Regions from separate parts of the Homo sapiens genome. Here region 1 is linked to region 2. A link is a contact called in ENCODE Hi-C data. All regions are on one chromosome and are shown on one strand. The core of a region is the stretch at or near the end of the contact, and the rest is flanking DNA. Distances in the headings are between cores, read along the strand shown. Region 1 holds the start of RBSN (rabenosyn, RAB effector). Region 2 holds the start of XPC-AS1 (XPC antisense RNA 1).

Region 1 (6,705 bases), core at 3,096-5,595, 950 kb before region 2:
CGTGACCTGAGGACCATGCTGTGCTCTTGATTCTCCTCCTCCCTGCACTTAGGGCCACCGTGCAGGTTGTATGCAGCATAGTTGGGAGTAGGGTGGGGGTGGGGGTAAGTGGATGCTGAAATCCAGTATGTGCCCCATTTGCCAAATGCAGGGCTTGAGTGCCAGCACAAGGTTTTGTCCATGGGAGAGAAGGGAGTGGTGCCTCTTTCCCATTTGCCACAGGCCCCAATGGGCTTGGAGTGGTCCTGCTTTGTCAAAGACAATGCCAGCCCGCTACCTGCAAACTGATTGGCTTTGAAGCTCACATCTCCCAAGTCAATTCCATGTTTCCTGCTTTTCAGGTTTGCTGAGGCTGTTCCCCCACCCACTATTGGATTTAATGAATCTAGTTGCTATGTGATTCTATTCTGAGTTCTTTTTGGAGACATCCCATCTGGCAAGGCCATGACTCTCAAAGCTATTTCTATGACACCAGATTGGATCCTCACACCCTCATGCTATTGTCTGACTCAGCGCAACACAACAGCCAAGGCATGTGAATTACACTGCTCTTCCTTTTTCTTTATTTAACAAACATTTACATAGTCCTTCCCCTGTGCCAGGCGCTGTTCTAACACTTTCCAAATATTAAGCTATTTAACCCTCCAACCTAAGAGGTGAGTACTATAATTATCTCATTTCACAGATAAGGAAACTGAAGCTCAGAGAATTTAAGTGACCCGCCCAAGGTTCACGTGGCCACAGGTGGCAGGGCTGGGATTCAAACCCAGGTCGACTTTTGCTCCATCTTCGCTTTTTTCTTGTCATTCTTTCCCTCCCTCTTCCTCTTCCTTTCTCCCCTCGTTTTCTCTTCCTTCTTCATTCCCTGCTTCCTTCCTGACAGGGCCACAGCAACTGCCACCTGCTTCCCTCAGACACTGCCCAGCCCAGCACACCCTCCCTCCATCCTCCAGGCAAGGCTCTGCCAGGCTGTCTGTCATCACCCTCATTTCTCTGTGCCAGCAGACAGGGTGTGCCAACCTCAATGCCCTCAACCCGCTGGCTCAGACCACAGCAGCTGGCAGAGGCCTGGGAGCTGGGGCCAGGCCAGCCTGGAGGGCAGTTGGCCCTTCGGGAAGTTACATGATGTGCCCAGACCTTCCCCAATGACGTTTATGTTATCCATATCATAATTTATTTTCTTGCCCAAGGATTTTAATGTGGTGCCAAGATGTCTTGTGCTGCTTGGGATAAACTTAGACAAATAAGGGCCAAGAGAAAGTGAGAGAGTGAGATAGAGAGAGGGATAGAGAGACAGAAAGATAGAGAACCCTAAGGCAGGGGGCAAGGGTGAAGAGACCCAGCTGTCCACGATTCTCTCACTAGAAGTGGCTGCCTACAGTTTTGGGAACAAGGAGGAGTGGCTTGATATCATCCCTCTATGTGTGAATGAACTTTTCTGTGAGTTTCTCAAAGGACTCATGTTCTTCTCCATAACTATGCCTTTGCATATGCTGTTCCCCTGGCCTGGAAGGCCCTTCCCAATCGTTTCTACCCAAGGACCATGCTCACGTGCTGCCCGCTTCTGGGAAACCTTTCGTGAATTCCTGCAGGGGACTCTGCTGGTCTCTCCTCTCACACCAGAGCATCTGTGTGCACGTGCACATTTCTGTTTTGAACTAATTGGCTTACATCCCCTCTCTATGCCCAGTACAGGAGTGGTGCCTGGAGGAAGCTGAGGAGGTACAGGAAGTCTATCAGCACTTCACAGAGGAAGGAAAAGTGGGGATTGTGAAAGCCTCAAGGCAAGGTGACTCTGGGTTCAAGGCTCACCAGCTGGTGACCCTGGGCAAGTCACCTAACCTCTCTGTGCCTCAGCTTCCCTTCTATAGAATGGGAATATTATTACATTTTGTATAGTTTGTACATCATTGGGTTGTGTGAGAATGAAATGAGTTAAGATATGGAAAGCACATAGAACAGTGTCTGGCATGTGCAAATCCCTCAGTAAATATTAGTCATTTTTATTATTATCAAACTGGAAATAGTCATAGAGTTGCCTAAAGGATTAAAGAAAGTACTTTTGATGAAGTGTGAAGCATATAGGAAGGTCTTTGTCATTATCATTAACAGTATCGGCCAGGCGCGGTGGCTCACGCCTGTAATCCGAGCACTTTGGGAGGCCGAGGCGGATGGATCACGAGGTCAGGAGATTGAGACCATCCTGGCTAACACAGTGAAACCCTGTCCCTACTAAAAATACAAAAAATTAGCCGGGCGTGGTGGCGGGTGCCTGTAGTCCCAGCTACTCGGGAGGCTGAGGCAGGAGAATGGCATAAACCTGGGAGGCGGAGCTTGCAGTGAGCTGAGATCACGCCACTGCACTCCAGCCTGGGGGACAGAGTGAGACTCTGCCTCAAAAAAAAAAAAAAAAAAAAAAGAAAAAAGAAAAAAAAGAAACAATATCAAGAGCAGTGCCCAATCCACTGTGATTTCCAGAATTAACTTACAAGTTGAGGCCACATAGCTATTGCTTTTTTGAGCAAATGAAATGATGAATATGATATTTTTTTCTTTTCTTTTCTTTCTTTTTTTTTTTTTTTTTTGAGGTGGAGTTTCACTTTGTTGCCCAGGCTGGAGTGCAGTGGGACAATCTTGGCTCCCTGCAAACTCTGCCTCCTGGGTTCAAGCAATTCTTCTGCCTCAACCTCCTGAGTAGCTGGGATTACAGGCGAGCGACACCACACTCGACTAATGTTTTATATGTTTGGTAGAGACAGAGTTTCACCATGTTGGCCAGGCTGGTCTTGAACTCCTGACCTCAAGTTATCTGCCCACCTCGGCCTCCCAAAGTGCTGGGATTACAGGCGTGAGCCACCGCGCCCGACCAAATATGTTTTTTGTAAATGATAAAATGACAAGCAAAAATCATGATGGTTTAATAAACGTTCATTGCCCTACCCAAAACATAGTCCTGCCTGTAAGTGTGGCTCGTTTTGGGACCTCGGTGGCTTCAGACTTTCAAAAGGGTGGTTTTACTCCCAAAGTCCTGGCTTTTGGGACCTAAGGCAGAAGCTAGTGATGGAGACGGGGAGCTTGGCATGTTGCTTTGCTTCTGACAGGTTAGGAAGCCTCTTCCTTGTCTCCATCAGTAAACAAAGGGAAGTCATTATTCGCTCCTGCAGATGTTGTAACGTTAAAAAAAAATTGGCCATCAGATTGAGAGAAAAGGCTAAGTCACTGGAGCCAATTTCTTTTGTACAGATGAGAGAACTCAGGCGAAGAAAGGGGAAAGGACCTGCTCAAAGCCACAAAGTAACGTACAGCCAGGGCTAGAACCCAGATCTCTAGACCCCTAGTTCACTGCCCTTTCACTGGTGATTGCTTTCCAAAAACTCAATGCTCTCCAAGTCCGGAGCCCCATGTCCTTAAATGGAAGGTGATGGAGGCTCAGTGCTCCTGTCCAGAGACCAGGTGGGGAAGACTTTTTGGAGGCAGGGAAAGTGAGATGGGCAAAGCCAATATGCAGGACACCCTCCTACCTACCTACCTACCGTGCAATTACCTCAATCTTCACAACACTGTGAAGCGGAGACTATCATTATCATCCCCATTTTACTTCTGTAAAAGGGGGCCAGTAACACTGCAGGGATGTAAACGGAGGCCCAGGATCGTCCCATCGTCCCATCGTTCTCTGCAGCTCTTGCTCCTAGAGGCTGGCTATTGCTAAGGTCCAGAACGTGTGCAGGGCACAAAGCAAATAGGTCTCCGGGACTGGGATGAGGTTTTGCCTCTCTATACCCCGTGGTACCCAGCACAGCGTAGGCACGGGGTAGGTCCTGGCTGATCAATCGTCCTGCCTTTTGAAAATGCCATCTTTTCCACAGGCTTGGCCATGCTGTACACCCCGGGATACACCTTCTCATACCAAGTCTCCACTCTCATGTGGTTCTATTCTTGGACTTTCCATCGCCTCCACGTCCCCTGAATATTTTTTCTGTCTCTAGCTCTCAGGAACTTTGATTCCTTGGCTGCCTTATTCTTTGTGCACTTTGGTCAAGAGCCAAAGATCTACTGGTCTCAGCTTTCCCACCTGTACAAGGCGGTGCAGAGCCATTGGCTGGCTTTGACGCGCTATTAGTTCGAATTCGGGACGTAAGAACCGCACAAAATTACCGAGCCCCACTTTCTCTCCGCTCCCCACCATCCCCTCCCTCGTTCGGAAAGCGCCTGCGCAGAAGCCGCCGGCCCGCCCTCCACTATTCGAATCCGTATCCGCCCTTTTCGCGCCCTCGAAGACTCGGCGCTCGACAGGCGTCTACCAGCTTGTCTTCCGGTTTCGTCGCCGCCGCAGGCGCACCTGCCGAGTTCCGAGCGACCGATGGAGATGGCGGCTGCGGCTGAGTGACGGACGGTGGAGGCCCAGAGCCCGGGCCTGAAGGGGGGGACAAACCTGGGTGCCCGCAGGAGCCCGGCAGGGTACATACAGAGGGTCAGGCCCAGTCTGGGGGGCGGGGACACGACTCCTCCAGAACGGAGACGGGCGGGCCGTGTGTGGTTGTGGTGGGTGTGACGTGAGAGGTGGGAGATGGGGCTTTCAGGCCGTGCGTTTCGCTTGTGTGTGCCTTTGATGATTGGGCTCTGTGTGGTTGTGCGGTTACGCGGGGCGTATACACTTGGGTTTGGTTGTGCAGCTGTGGGTGGAGTGGGTGGGTGCTTGTCTCCCGAGCGGTTGTGTTTGATTCTCTGGTTGTGTAAAGCTGAAGCGTTTGTATTCTGAGTTCGTGTGGAGATGTTCGGAGTGTTTTGTGTGGTGTCTGTGCGATGTGTGACGTTGTCATGTCTGCTTCACGGGATTGAGTCGTTCGTGTTGTGTGTGGTCATGCGATGTGTGTATAATCATGTTAGTTATGTGGGTTGTGGTTGCGATCGTGAGGCCGGGTTGAGTGCGGCTGTGGGATGTGTCGTCGATGCGGCATGTGGCGGGGTGACATTCATGCTGGATGTACGGCTGCAGAACATGTAGCTATATTTATTTTTTTTATTTTTATTTTTTTTACTTTTTACGTGATTTAGAGTGCGAGGGGCTTGCTTATGTGTTCAGTTATGGTTGTGGGGTCCAATTCGGTGGTTGTGTTAGATTTCTTTATGGTGTATGCTTAGTTATATGATTTTGGAGTTCATTCATTTCTTCGTTCATTCATGGAGCTTTATTGTGCTGCTTCATTGTGTGTGCCAGGTACTGTGCTAAACCCTGGGGAGACGGCGAAGTGGAAAACATATAGAGTCTGTGCCCTCCCAGATTTTACAGTCTTACTTGGTCACTTCACGTATGTACCTGCGGTTATAAATTGAGATGAGTGCTGTGAAGGAGAAGTCCATTCTGATGCTCTGAGTAAGAGGCATTTCTTTTGAGGAAGTGAGGTTTGGGTTTGGGCTGAGGCGTGAAGGGTGGTTGTGTGGCATGGATGTGGTGGGCTTTGTGTTATTTGTGGTCGTTAGGGGTGAGTGCATGGGAAGAAAGGGAGCTGTCAGAGTCAGCATCAGATGAACCACTGGCTGGGGAGGGAACAGGCCAGACCTAGGGCTGCTATATTCCAGTGGAAAAGTTATGAAGTCACTGGGTTTCTTAACTAGAGGGAAAAAATAGGGACCTGGTGTCTCATTTGTTTATTTTCTGAGTTGCTGCCACCCTTCAGCTTTGAGGACCAGGCAGTCCCTCCTCGGTGGTCTTCTACAGTCCATCCAAAGCTGAGGGTCACACATCTCCCCTCACTATATACTGTGGCTTGTATCCCCAGGTTCTTGGGGAGAAATTTCTCTGCTTTTGTGGAATGGTTTTGTCTCAATTTCTCTTGTGACTGGGTGTCTTGATGAGGTGACATTGGAAGTGACTTTGCCATGAGCCAGTAAGAAAGAGAATGTAACTTATTAAGCCCTGAAGTGTTTAGGCCCCAAATCAATTTATTTATTTATTTATTTATTTATTTACTTTTTTGAGATGGAGTTTCGCTCTTGTTGCCCAGGCTGGAGTGCAATGGCATGATCTCGGCTCACTGCAACTTCCGCCTCCTGGGTTCAAGCAGTTCTCCTGCCTCAGTACCCCCACTAGCTGGGATTACAGGCGCCTACCACCACACCCGGCAAATTTTTGTATTTTTAGTAGAGATAGGGTTTCACCATATTGGCCAGGCTGGTCTCGAACTCCTGACCTCAGGTGATCCGCCTGCCTTGGCCTCCCAAAGTGCTGGGATTACAGGCTTGAGCCACCATGCCTGGCCAGCCTTTTATTTTTGAAGCAGTGAGAACATCAGGTTTGCTACTTAACTGTCACTTAATGGCTTATAAGATCTGTCAGGGTGCAGTGGCTCACATCTGTAATCTCAGCAGTTTGGGGGGGCTCAGGCAGGAGGATTGCCTGAGGCCAGGAGTTAGAGACCTGCCTGGGAAACATAGCAAGAACCTGTCTCTATAAATAATTTAAAAACTAGCTGGGTGTGGTGGCATACTCCTGTAGTCCCAGCTTCTTAGGAGGCTGAGGCAGGAGGATCACTTGAACCGAGAAGGTCGAGGCTGTTGTGAGCAATTATAGCTCACTGGGTGACAGAGCAAGATGCTGTCTCTTAAAAAGGAAAATATAGTACGCCCATTAGAGATAAGTGCTCTACAAATATAAAATAGATTTTTTCTTTTTGACTAGTAGGTTTCTATTGTTTCTCTTTAACT
Region 2 (6,058 bases), core at 3,483-5,982:
GTTTGCATATACCCAGTACAATTACTAGGCCAGATGGTAATTCCCATCATTTTTTTAGGAACCACCTTACCATTTCCACCGCAGCTGCACCCATTTTACATTTTCACCGACAGTCCACAAGGTCTCCACTTTCTCCACATCCTCACTGACACTTGTTACTTTCTGTGTTTTGTTAATAGCCATTTTAACGGGTGTGAAATGGTTAGAAGTTCACATTTATTCTGAGAGGACTGTGTCCATTTCCCTGCTGTTTTCCTTAGGAAGATGTCCAGATGCTGCCTACCTGTCAACCCCTAAGACCCCTTTTTTACCCGCTCCTGTCTGAAGACCACGACCATGACATAATCACTCCTCTGGGCAGTCAAAGATGTTCCGCCCCCAGTGGGAGCATGAGTGGAGCTTTGAGCTCTGGCAGGTTGGTGCTACTGGCAGAAGCGCTGCTCTGGCACACAGGAAACGTCTGGTCCTCCCAGCAACCATGTGCGGTAGAAAGGGCAAGCTCACTGTCCCTAGTTGGTAGGTGAGGACACAGATGCTCCTTGACTTAGGATGAGGTTGGATCCCCATAAACCCATTGGAAGCTGAAAATAGGATATCCTAAGTTGAGAATGCATTTAATATACCTAACCTGCCGAACCTAACCGGACCTCATGTAGGTGGAATCATACGGTATTTATGGTCATTTTGTGACTGGCTTATTTCACTTAGCATAAAGTCCTCAAGGTTCACTCCTGTTGTATGTAGCATGGGTCATAGCTTAGCTGAGCCTCCCTTAAACGTGCTGAGAACACATTAGCCTACAGTTGGGTAAAGCTGTCTAACACAAAGCCTATAATGAAGTATTGAATATCTCATGTAGTTTATTGAATACCGAAAATGAAAAAGAGAATGGTTGTATGGGTACTTGAGGCACAGTTTCTCCCAAGTGCATATTGCTTTTGCATCATCATAAAGTTGAAAAATCTTGAATCAAACCACTGGACTTTGGGGACTGTCTGTACTGAGGCTCAGGAAGGTAAAGTGACTTGTCCAGGTGGCCCAGCCAGGAAGTGGCACAGGCAAGGTTCAACCTCCATCCATTGTGCTGTGCTGAAATTCAGCCTCAGATTCCTCTGTGGGTAAGGGTCTGAACCTGCACTAGGAGGAAATGGGGTGCCCTTGCTCATTGGAGCCGCTCCCTGGACAGAGTGAAGGGGGTGCAAACTAATGAGATGGGCGTGCCTTATTAAAAATGGCTTGGCAAGGGAGGGGTTGAGCCTCATTGGAAAGTAGATTTGCACGGCTTTGGTGAGCTCTTAGCTCGGGAGGAAGAGTGAAGCCAGAGGAACTTTGCCTGCAGGAATCATTTGACTGTTCCATGTGCAGGTGTCTTGATTCTGTGATAGCTTATTAGCTTATTATAGTTGGCTTCTCTGCAGCCTTCCTTTGGGTTCACTGCCCCCTCCTGGACACTTCCCTCCCCCACATGGTGTTAACAGCAGATCAGAGCCTCAGCAGGTGTTCGCTTGGTGGTGGTAGTAAACGTGAGTGTGCCTGCGCACAGCGGCCTTTACCCCATCCTGATAGTCTGCAGCTGGAGCTCTCACAGGCTCTGGACAGCAGAGGAGAAGAAAACCTATGAAGGGGAGGAGTGGTGGAGGCAAGGCACAAAGGCTGCAGATTAGGGTTTGTAAGTGGACACATCCCCCAAAAGACAGGCAGTCCACGTTCAAGGCTGTTTGCCTAGCACAGCTTCTCTGGGCCCCCTAGGAGCTCGGCCTGCTCCAGGGTGGCTGAACCTGAGGAGGGAGCCTGCAGGGCTGCGCTCTCCACTGTCCCGCATTCCCGCAGTGGGGCTGTGGACTGAGTTACCTTTGTGTCCTGTGTTGGTTCCACAGGGATTGTGTGCACACTCTGCATTCCAGGGACACGTGGCTGAAGAAAGCAAGAGTGGTGAGGCTTGGAGAAGTACCCTACAAGGTAACTGGAGCTGGGGGGTCCCTGTGGGGAGTGGTGACACAGGCCTGTAGCTGAGCGGGAGAGCTGGGGGCAGAGAAGTGATGATGAGCCTCCCAGTCCTGCCCAGGATCCTGATCAGAAATGTCTCACTTTCCCGGCTTGAGCAGGATTCAAGGAGGAGAGAAACATTTAAATTGTCTTATTAATAAGACATTTGTAAGAAATGGATCTTCCAAAACACAAAAGAAATCTAGGCCAAAAAGTAGGCCTCAGACTCCTGTTGTGAATTCAAAGGTTCTACAGGTTGGAATTGAGTTACTGGGTCCTGGGAGGTCAGAGCCCTGCTTTATAGCAGCACGTTCTCCAGTCAGATTGCCCTTCTGTTTGGCAGTTCACTGAGCATTTTGCATGTATGTGATCTCTGTTGCCTCAAAAGCCATAGGAATTGGCATTATGATGCCCATTTTACAGATGAGAAAACTGAAGCTCAGGGCAAGTGACTTGTCCAAGTCCCCACAGTTAGTAAAATGGCAGAGCAGAGCCCAGGTGAGAATCCCAGGCTCTGCCTTAAAGCCAGTGCTCCTTTCACACTGTGCTGCGGCACTGTTAGGCTGGTTGCTCTTGAGGAACACGAACCGAGCGAGGTCCCACAGAGACTATTCACAGGACACACAGCTCCGTACGACCGGAAGTGTACAGTGGCTGATCACAGAGACCATTTACTTCTCATCAGACCCCAGGAGTCCTTGGGGGTTGCAAGACTCCGGGAAGCTGAGTGGGGAGTGGAGGGGCCTCCGCTTAGTGGGAAAGGCTGCAGGCGCTGGTCACAGTCACTGCCAGCAGCAGGCTGGAGTGGGCGATGCCCCCTGCCTGGGCCTGCAGGGTTGCTGAGGATTTTCTCTGCACCATCTCACCTGTCTTTTGTGCTGGAACCAGCATAGCAGTGTTCAGTTGAAATGTAACGTGAGCCACACATTTAAATTTTTTAGTAGCTACATTAAAAACCAAAAACAGGTGGAATTTTAACATTAAAATATATCCAGATATATCTAAAATACTATTTCAGCAGTAAGAAATATTTTAAAGTGTTGATGAGATATTTAAATCCATTTTGTTCCTAAGTCTCTCTAATCTTCTGTGTATTTGACTTTCTGTACCTTAGTTCAGACCAGCCACGTTTCAGGTGTGCAGTGGCCACACGTGACTGGTGGCTGTCATGGTAGCACAGTTCTGGAATCCCAAATCTCTCAAATTCACCCCTTGTTCTGATCCCCACCACCCCAGCTCCTGCCTCAGTATCTTTTGCTTGGGCAACAGCCACAGCCTCCTTCCCAGCCTGAATCCATTCCCCTGTCAGTCACTAGGCTCTTTCTGTGCATCTTGGCCATCCTTGTCCCACCTTGGCCAGCGCCTTTAGTCTGAGTCCCGCACCCTCCCCATGGTGCACAGTGATGTTCTGGTGCTCACTGCCTCTGCATTCCAGAGGACTTAGGCCCCAGGTCCCAGTGTTCTCCCACCTCTGTGCCCTGTGGGGTCCAGCCCTGTTCTCTTGGGCAACCCCTTGCCCCTTTAAGCCTCTGCTCAGGCGGGACCTGTTTTGAGCAGCCTTTCTTGCCTCCACTGTCCTCAGGGCTGGGCAATGGCTTGCCTCTGAGCTCCTGTTCCACCCTGTACTCATCACGCTGAGTCGTAGCTCTGTCTCTTCCCCTGCAGGAGCCTGAGCTCCTAAGAGCAAAGACTGTCCTCGCTCCATCCCTCCTTCATGACTGGGTCATGGCCTGGTCTCCAGGAGATCCCAGTGGAAGTTTACTGAACAGTGTGCTGGGTGAATGGCTTCTCAGAAAGGGACGGTTGTCAGAACTCAGAGTCCCTCTGTCCCTGAAGTGGTGACAGAGAGGGTGCGCCCAGAGATCATGGCAGGAATGGACATGAGAGCTCGCAGGCCACCCCCAACCTGGGGAATGGCTTTTCACATTTTTAAAGGGTTATAAGAATGAGAAGAATAAAGAATATGTGATGGAGGCCACGCATGACCCTTTACAGAACAAGCTTGTGGGCCCCTGCACTAGAGGAAGTCTGTATGCTGAGGCCCAGGGGCCAGCCCTCAGCCGCACGCCCATGCCTGACTCCTCTAAGAGTTACGTGACTCTGTCCTTGCCTGTCCTGCGCCCCTCTCACCACTTCACTCCCCAGGGAAGATCTTGGCCTTGGCCACTGCACGCTGTTGGGGAGCACACTGGGAGTCCTGAACTGTCAGTGCTTTCTAGGGCGTGTGAGCAGACATAGGTTATATGTTGAGACACAGGCTCTACTGATGGACAGTTACCTGAATTGTAAATCCTGGTTCTTGTCACTTACCAGCCATCAGCTCTTAAGTGACTTTGTCTCTCAGTCTCAGTCACTGCTATCAGTGATGACAGCACAGAATATAGGCTAGTGGATGAAAGTGTGGGCTCTGGCCCTTACGAGCTGTGTGACTTTAGGCAAATCATTTACCCCGTCTGTGGTGTTCATCTGTAAAATGGAAACAATAATAAGACCTACCTTGTGGGTTTGTTGAAAAAATTAAATAATAACATATAAAGCACTGAAGATAGGCTGGGCGCAGTGGCTCATGCCTGTAATTCCAGCACTTTCGGAGGCCAAGGCAGGTGGATCATTTGAGGTCAGAAGTTTGAGACCAGCCAGGCCAATATGGTGACACCCCATCTCTACCAAAAATATAAAAATTAGCTGGGCATGGTGGCGGGTACCTGTAGTCCCAGCTACTCAGGAGACAGGCACGAGAATCACTTGAATCCGGGAGGTGGAGGTTGTAGTGAGCTGAGATCACACCAGGGCACTCCAGCCTGGGCAACAGAGTGAGACTCCGTCTCAGGGGGATAAAAAAACAAAAAACACCGAGAATAGTGTCTGGGACAGAGAATGTTCCATAAATGTTAGCTAGTGCTTGTAGTAAGAAAAGGGGAGCAGCCGGGCACGGTGGCTCACGCCTGTAATCCCAGCCCTTTGGGAGGTTGAGGCGAGTGCATCACCTGAGGTCAGGAGTTCGAGACCAGCCTGGCCAACATGGTGAAACCCCCGTCTCTACTAAAAATACAAAAATTAGCCGGGCGTGGTGGCAGGCACCTGTAATCCCAGCTACTCAGGAGGCTGAGGCAGGAGAATTGCTTAAACCCAGGAGGCAGAGGTTGCAGCGAGCCAAGATTGCACCACTGTACTCCAGCCTGGGCGACAGAGCGAGACTCTGTCTCAAAAAAAAAAAAGGGAGAAAAAGCACCCCAGCTGGTAGGTGTGTTCTGAGGGTTCACCAGGTACCAGGCATGCGGCACTGAGCATGGTGCCTGGCCCGGTGCTGAGGAACTGGATGCCTTTGTTGTAAACGGTGGCCGTGTCCTCTGGTGCAGATGGTGAAAGGCTTTTCTAACCGTGCTCGGAAAGCCCGACTTGCTGAGCCCCAGCTGCGGGAAGAAAATGACCTGGGCCTGTTTGGCTACTGGCAGACAGAGGAGTATCAGCCCCCAGTGGCCGTGGACGGGAAGGTAAGGGCAGCATCAGAAGGGCTCAGGACCAGGCCGCCTTGTTCCCCTGCTGGCCAAATGCTGACTTGCTCACCCGACACAGGTGCCCCGGAACGAGTTTGGGAATGTGTACCTCTTCCTGCCCAGCATGATGCCTATTGGCTGTGTCCAGCTGAACCTGCCCAATCTACACCGCGTGGCCCGCAAGCTGGACATCGACTGTGTCCAGGCCATCACTGGCTTTGATTTCCATGGCGGCTACTCCCATCCCGTGTGCGTGAGGGGCCTTCGATGGAGGCTAAACACAGGGATGGGGAGGGGTGGCTCCAGAGATGGGGATGGAAAGCTGGCATGGGGCTGCTGGGAGTTGAGGCCTGGTGGCTCCAATTTTCAGGATGTTACACTGGATTTGCAAAGTCAGTGCTTTACCAATTCTGGCTTCCCTCCAGAGGGAACGGAGCCAATGAAACTGGCATCGTAATGCTGGATTAAAACGTTCTTCCCAGGTTTAGGGACTCACAGGCTAGTGAGCAAAAAACAGTCAGCATCTTTCCCCGGCAGCTGCCTGGTTAGTGAGCTCTGTTCCATGATGGGTGAGG

Evidence for each region. A loop is a pair of places that touch in the nucleus more often than their neighbours do. Pooled maps may share reads with other maps.
Region 1: a map of CD4-positive, alpha-beta T cell shows a loop between it and region 2 (3-fold over the local background). The contact joins the promoter of RBSN here to the promoter of XPC-AS1 in region 2. A Hi-C loop is called at or near these places in 2 of 168 maps with a recorded cell type or tissue (CD4-positive, alpha-beta T cell and natural killer cell) and 5 of 50 pooled maps.

Annotation. Positions count from the first base shown.
Region 1 is chr3:15,096,788-15,103,492 of GRCh38, reverse strand. RBSN (rabenosyn, RAB effector) reads left to right here and starts at 4,345. Exons shown (of 14, transcript NM_022340.4): 1 at 4,345-4,458; 2 at 5,219-5,374. RefSeq lists enhancers at 4,258-4,387, 4,276-5,140 and a silencer at 5,478-5,557.
Region 2 is chr3:14,148,236-14,154,293 of GRCh38, reverse strand. It overlaps XPC-AS1 (XPC antisense RNA 1), which reads right to left and starts at 4,732. Exons shown (of 2, transcript XR_001740603.2): 1 at 4,692-4,732; 2 at 843-4,452. It overlaps XPC (XPC complex subunit, DNA damage recognition and repair factor), which reads left to right. Exons shown (of 16, transcript NM_004628.5): 11 at 1,878-1,959; 12 at 5,346-5,480; 13 at 5,563-5,732. RefSeq lists enhancers at 2,939-3,439, 5,057-5,741.